Linked DNA regions of Homo sapiens: region 1 is linked to region 2. A link is a contact called in ENCODE Hi-C or POLR2A ChIA-PET data. All regions are on one chromosome and are shown on one strand. The core of a region is the stretch at or near the end of the contact, and the rest is flanking DNA. Distances in the headings are between cores, read along the strand shown. Region 1 overlaps MAPK8 (mitogen-activated protein kinase 8). Region 2 holds the start of ERCC6 (ERCC excision repair 6, chromatin remodeling factor).

Region 1 (3,561 bases), core at 113-2,612, 1.2 Mb before region 2:
CGCATTTTCTGATTATTTACAGACTTCTGAAAAGCTGGTGAAGTGTTCTTCATATCAGTAGTAAAAAGTGCATTACAGTGCTTAGAAGATTTTGTTTTTTGCTTTTAAGTTATTTTAGACTTTAATTCAATTGCCAATAATCTATTTAGATTTCTTCAAACTAGGCATGCAGTTAATAATTCATCCATTTCTTCCTGATTCATAGTCATTTGGAGTCATTTTCCAGCACATGGTGGTACCTCAGGAGTTTTTGAGGCACACGGGGCTATTTGCTTCAGTTCTGTAGTAATATTTATTTAGTGTTTTTGTGCTTGGAATTGTATGGGGCAGTGGAGGGAAATACCAGGATGACTAAAGAGGATATTTTCATCAGCAGGGAGCTCACTGCGTTAATTCGTTTCCTTAAGTTTCCTTTTTTATTATTTTTTATTTTTATTTTCCCTGAAAGCACACATTGGTATCTTGAGTTTTTGAAGCCAAATAATGAGTATAATGAAATGGCTCATTAGAGCTTATGTTTGTAACCAACCCTGAGGAGAATTTTGTTTTTGACATTGACCCTGTTGATATTGCCTGAAAAAATTTAAAAAAAAAAACTGAATTCTTTAGAAATATTTTATGCTTATGGCTTTCTGTTTTGAGTTAAGTAAAAAGGAAAAGGAATTAAGATTTGTTGAATGCTTATCATGTGCCAGTTTCTTACTTAATTTGATGCTCTCAATAATTTGGAAGACAAGTACAAATATCTCTATTTACAGATGAAGAAACTAAGGAATCAGAAGTTGCCTAGGATCAAAGAAACAGTAAGTTAGAGAGGCAAACTCTTTGTGATATCAAGGGTTGTTTTTTATTTTTTTGCCCAAGAGAAAATAATTATTTTCTGAAATGGCAGAAACATTTGTAATATCAACTAGTTGGATACTTTCATATCCTAAAGACAGAAAACTCCAAACAAAGGATTGATTGCCTCTCACAGTTGATCTTTGAGATTATAAACAAATATTCTTGCCAAGCTAGAGCAATCAGTCATACTGGTATCTCTTTTACAGATACCTTTAGAATGACAGCAAACACTATAAAATTGATTTTTCCAGAGAAAGTGTTTGCACCTAATAATCTTATTTTTCAGGAATAATAACTGAATTATTTCATCAGTTTGAAAATATAGTGTACGATTTAAAGGAGAATGGCAAGTTATTGATGTAAATACACATTATTTACAATATTATAACTAGATTACATTACAAATATTGTAACAACAATTTGTCTTTATAAAATCCCCTTGATTTCTCTTTATTGTTTAAGAGTCCTTGCAGCTAAGCCGTGTAAAACAGGAAATATGGCTGTTTGCCAGTGTTCTTAAGGAAGCAGGAGTGAAGTAAAGCAAACAATACAAAAGGGGTTTGTTTAAAGGATGTACTTAATTTCTGTGTGGCTGTGGTATCATTTTTCTGGCTCTGTTGTCTTTGTCCTTTTTCACTGCAAAGTTGAAATTGTACTTTCACAACTATTAAAACAAAAATAACCAGTAATGCGAACTGAACCCAAAGATATCTAAGATAAATATCCTCCCATGACTGTAAATTTGTATCCTCCATATCACCTTAGAAATTTTCGTATGCATTGACTAGATTTATTGCTATTTTTGTTCTTTTTTTATGTATTATCAGATATTGCCGTCAGTACTATTACCGCATTTACACAATGTTGCCTTGTGTGGAAATTCTAAACCTTTGCTAACTCTTGGTAACCAAAATAACGATAAACTAAAGAGATTATTATCCCATCTTTTGAGAGAAATGTAAAATTATTCATTTGTCTATAAAGAATCTTTGACAAAAGTATTTTTTAAAGCATATTGAATCCTAGCCATTTTATTATTATTAGCTGTGTACCTAAATGATATTTTAGATATGAGTATAAGGAAGACAAACTTTAGGTTGTCAAAGAATGAGCATGTCTCATGTGTTACAGTCATGGCATGACAGTTGGATTACAATTATCTCTTGATGAATCAACTTCATCTAAACCTTAATTGCATATTAAATTATTTAGTCATTTCCTGATTCAGTAATGAGAAGTCAGAATATATAGTAATTTACTGGGTAGCATGTTACATGCCATAGTTTGCGGAATGTACTTGATCAGTAAAGTCCACAGTAAATCAAAGACAAATGAGAAAATTCTTTTAGAATTCAGTTTTTTTTTTCTTAATTTGAAGTCACTTTAAATGCTCTTATGTAATAAGAAAAGAACCCTAGGTATATTTAAATACTTAACCTGCTATAACTTTTTGTTGGAAAGGAGGTAGATTTTTTTTATGAGTATTTTTTTCCTATGGGAAAAAAAATAACTTTGGTGATGCAGTATGCCTTTATCTGTGTATTGTTAAAAACTAAACTAAACAAAAAAAACCCCTAAGAACCTTTAAACTTAACAAAGTTTATTTGAGCAGGAAAAAGGTTCTAGAAGCAGACAGCACTCTAAGATGGTTCAGAATACTACCACTTACAACTGGTGAGCTGTTCTAATAACAGGGAAAAATAGGAAATGTCATACAGAAATTACCTGATTGGTGCAGGTTGGTGTTTGCCTTATTTGGGCATAATCTAGCAGCTTTTAACCTGGGATTGGCTGAGACTCAGATGTGTGGTTATAAGGGTATACTCCTAAGTTAGGTTATAACTTGTTTACACATCAAGCTAGAGTACAGTTAATAGTGTATGGAGGCAGCTTTGGGCCAAATCTGATTGAACAGTATAAAAATAAGTTTTGCAAATATTTATCCTTACCACATGAGTTACATCCTAATATTCTTTATTCTCTTCTATTTCACTAAAAAAAATTCAAATCCACCAAATTCATTTCATGGCCCATCGGTGTGTTGGAGCTCATTAGTTTGGAAAACACTGCCATATAGGGTTGAAAAATTTTTTTTCTTTTTTTACCCTGTTAACAACTGACTAGTCTGAAGGAGCTCAAATATTTGGAAAGCTTTATTAGTGCAGTTTAGTAGCTGGCTTTTAAAAAAAAAAAATTGCTTTCTAGAATCCTCCCTGCTACATAATCACCAAATGTTATTTCAATATTGTTTTCCTAACTTGAAAATTTAACTGAATGACTAGAAGGTGTTGGACCAAGAAATATCTGAAGTACCAAGCCCACAAAGGAAAATTTAATATTGATTGAGGTATCATGGTTATTTGTGCACCCTTAAAATTAAGCCAATTTTAGTTAATAGAAGTTTCAGCTGGGTGTAGTAGCGCAGCACTTTGGGAGGCCAAGGCAGGAGGATCACTTGAGGCCAAGAGTTTGAGACCAGCCTGGGCAACAGAATGAGACCCCATCTATACAATTTTAAAATTAAGCAAGCTTGGTGGTACACGCCTGTAGTCCTAGCTATTCAGGAGGCTGAGATGGGAGGATTGCTTAAGCCCAGGAGTTTGGGGCTGCAAGTGAGCCATGCTTGTGCCGTTGCATTCCAGCCTGGGTGGCAGAGTGAGATCTTGTTTAAAAATTAAAAATAAATAAATAAATAAATAAATAAATACATATATATGT
Region 2 (3,595 bases), core at 448-2,947:
AGGTTAACTAATTCCTGTCCCCAAAGAGCTTAGAGTCTCATGGGAAAAACAGACATTTAAAAACTATATATATATATATACACATACACACACACACACACACACACACACAAATATAATTGTGGTGACTGCTGTTAAGAGGAAAGTACAAGGCTTTCTGACAAAATGAGAGAAACCAAATTGAAATTGTGGAGGTAGATGTGGGGTCAAGGAGGCCTCTCTGATAAAGTGACATCTGATAAGTCAGTCAGGTCGAAAGTAAAGTGAACGTCTTGCAAGGAAACAACGTGTGAAATTTTTTTTTTTTTTGAGACGGAATTTCGCTCCGGTTGCCCAGGCTGGAGTGCAACCTCCGCCAGGCTCCGCCAGGCTCACTGCAACCTCCGCCTTCCGGGTTCAAGCGATTCTCCTGCCTTGGCCTCCCGATTAGCTGGGATTACAGGCATATGCCATCATGCCCGGCTAATTTTTCGTATTTAGTAAAGACAGGGTTTCACCACGTTGGTAAGGCTGGTCTCGAACTCCTGACCTCGGGTGATCCACCCACCTCGGCCTCCCAACAACGTGCGTAACTTTTAAGACTAGAAAGAGCTGATGCACTTGTGAAAATGCAAGAAGGCTGGAACACCGAATTTTTGACTTTATTTTTAACTTTGAGTTAAGAAGAGCAGAGAAGGGCTCCGTTCATGGCCTAAGTCTTGCAGAGTATCTTCTAAGGCTTAATCATCTGGGACACTAGTATCTTCACCGTCCTCCCCCATCACTGGGGCTCCCGCAGCCAGGGGCAAGCTGGGTCTCATTTGGAGGGTTGGTCGGACACAGGCACAGTTCTGAGAGGGGACAGGCAAGGGCCAAATCACACAAGGCCTGGGAAAACACGAGCATGGATTCCACTCCCAGTGCAATGGAATGACTCTGAAAACTGTTAAGTAGGCTGATGATGGCATGACCTACTTTATGCCAGAGACCACCTGGACAACTGTGCGGATAATGGATTGGAGGAGACAAAGCAACAAGAAGATGATGGGAAAAGTTGAGGAGAAAAGCGAGGGCTGCCTGTCACAGGATGACAGCAGTTAAGACGCTGCGTGGAAGTCACGTAACAGCAGCATTTACAGGCGGCCTGCCTCATCCGCCCACACTCTTATCAATTTGACTCTATCAACGCCCAAAACGTCGGACGTACATCTAGCCCGACTCTCTTTAAAATAACAGCTCCAGCATTTTAATCGAGATCAAAAAGGACCCAGCTGACCCTGCGCGCAGGGGGCCTTATACAAAGTCGGAGAAGTAGCTGGGTCGCTGGCCGGCCAGGGACTCAAGCCGCCTCAGGTGAGCGCTCCTTGGCGCTACTTCCGGTCTCAGGTGAGGCCGCCGGAAGCGGGCACTTGGCCCTAAGACCCGCTACAGTGCGTCCTCGCTGACAGGCTCAATCACCACGGCGAGGCCAAGGCGCGGGGCCGCGGCCCGCCCGAGAAGCCTGAGCTGGGCCCCGACACCCCCTGCCCGACATTCGGCCGGGACCCCCGAACACTCACCCAGGGCCGCGCGAGCGCCCACAAGGAAACAGAGACGCTACCGCCGCCAGCCGCCTTGGAACCCAGCTCGACGGGCCGTGGCGCCTGCGCCCTCAGCTCAACCATAGACACCGCCCCCAACAGCGACTCCGACTTCTGCTGGTGCGGGGAGGCCCGTGGCGCATGCGCCTGGCTCAGCGTTTGTTTTTAAGCACGGGCAAGACCACGTGGTTTGGAGGGACGGGCTCAGCAGCGCCTTTCTACTTGCGTGCGAGCAGGGCGAGAAAGCTGTCTCCGCTGCCGGTCAGCTGGGTGGCTTGCGAAGGACGCTTCGCCCCTAGCGAAAAATACCCTGCTGGCAAGGCAGTTATGAAAGTTAAGACATATTTCCACGTAGAGGGGGATGCGGGTGTGCCATGCGAATGTAAATCCTCACAATTAACCTTGAACCCTGCAGAGAAAGTCAGCTTGGGCAGGGAAGTTAGCCGCACTTTTTGGTCGCCAGGCTGTGACCTCTCTTGTTGTCTCCCACGACTGAACACGGGAAGGATGGAGAGCTGTCCTGCTTCTCTGTTCCCCCTCCGCCACGCGCGCACCTGGGCGGAGTGAGTGCCTACAGAGCCTGCTTACATGTGTACATTGCCTTAAGTCCAGCGTTTAGTATCCGTCCTCAGATCTCAGAGGTAGGCGGGGTTTCGAGGCAGGCGAGAATTTTACCGTGGTGCGTTTGAAGAAAGAAGATGTCCACACAGAGGTTCAGAACAATGGGAGGAAGTTGAGCTTCGCCTGGGGAAAGAAGCAGCCCACGATGCAGGATGGCTGTACCAGACAGAGCTTCTCAGCTCAGGATCGGTGCTAGGAGAAGGTGGACTTTCCAGGGCCGCGAGGCAGGACGTCCTCTGGGAGGGCAGTGACTGCGGGTCACTGCCTGGGAAGTGCTGTCCTCACTTGGAAGCCTGAAGTCGGACAATAGGGAAATGGGGTCGGAAAGGGGACTAGGAAATGCTCCATAACATCATCTTATTCCTCCTGTCAGCGGCCCCAACCCACAATGTAACTTGTTTTTGTTGGTGGTAGTGGGTTTTTTTGTTTGTTTTGTTTTTGTTTTTGTTTTTGAGACGGAGTTTTGCTCTTGTCGCCCAGGATGGAGTACAATGGCACGATGTGGGCTCACTGCAACCTCCTCCTCCCAGGTTCAAGCGATTCTCCTGCCTCAGCCTGCCGGGTAGCTGGGATTACAGGCGCCTGCCACCATGCCCAGCTAATTTTTGTGTTTTTAGTAGAGACGGGGTTTCGTCATGTTAGCCAAGCTGTCCGCGAACTCCTGACCTCAGGTGATCCACCCGCCTCGGCCTCCTAGAGTTCTGGGATTACAGGTGTGAGCCACCACGCCCGGCTTGTAACTTGCTTTTTTTTTTTTTTAAAGGAGAAAGAATTCTAGCGATTTCTTGGATAAAATATTAAGAATAGAAAGGCAGTTGATTGACATTAGTTTCAATGCTTGAAAGTAAAAGCAGATATATAGTGGATCCCAACTTTTGAGACTGAGGTTCCCTTTGCAGCTATTTTGGAGACCCTTCCTATATCAGAATTTGGACAGGAAAAAATGGTCCACTCAAAAGGGGAAGTTGAGAGTTATTATTTACAAAGACGTGGGCGGGGTTCAGGAAAACAACTCAGGGTGGCACAACTGGAGCTATTAAGGGCCGAATTGTGTCCCCTCCCCAAAATTCATATGCTGGAGTCCTAACCGCCACTCCCCACCCCCACCCCGGGACCTCAGAATGTGACTGTATTTGAAGATAGGGTCTTTAATGAGGGAATTTAGTTAAATGAGGTCCCAAGTTATTTAGCAAGTCGTCCAAGCCCTTTTATACTCCTGCCCCATCTAATTTTTCTGCATCACTTGTGTCCTTCACTCCCTGGATGCCTATGCTCAGGATTTAGGGAACTACTTACTCTTCTCCCAGGAAGGGTGTGCTACAATTGGCTTCTACGGCCTAGCAAGCATACTGTTCACCTCTTCCCAGCTGCCTTAGCTCAGGCTGCCATAACAAATGCCATAGACTGGGCAGCTT

Evidence for each region. Hi-C counts contacts between places; a loop is a spot of excess contacts on that map. ChIA-PET counts read pairs that join two places held with the same protein, here RNA polymerase II (POLR2A). Pooled maps may share reads with other maps.
Region 1: a loop to region 2 is called in a map of endothelial cell of umbilical vein, with 2.9 times the contacts of the local background. The contact joins the enhancer-like site here to the promoter of ERCC6 in region 2. A Hi-C loop is called at or near these places in 2 of 168 maps with a recorded cell type or tissue (A673 and endothelial cell of umbilical vein) and 2 of 50 pooled maps. POLR2A ChIA-PET finds 5 or more read pairs at or near these places in 1 of 52 experiments (Panc1).

Annotation. Positions count from the first base shown.
Region 1 is chr10:48,363,854-48,367,414 of GRCh38, forward strand. The region is part of intron 1 of MAPK8 (mitogen-activated protein kinase 8); the gene reads left to right. Among named protein-coding and RNA genes, the nearest start is that of MAPK8, 59 kb to the left of the region's middle. Within about 2 kb of position 1,363, at least 4 of the 41 ENCODE cell types and tissues checked have a DNase peak (open chromatin) inside an H3K27ac peak, as active enhancers do; they include A673 and endothelial cell of umbilical vein, where a contact is called at or near this core.
Region 2 is chr10:49,537,424-49,541,018 of GRCh38, forward strand. ERCC6 (ERCC excision repair 6, chromatin remodeling factor) reads right to left here and starts at 1,698. Exons shown (of 21, transcript NM_000124.4): 1 at 1,539-1,698. RefSeq lists silencers at 207-395, 1,341-1,630 and enhancers at 2,051-2,110, 2,141-2,380.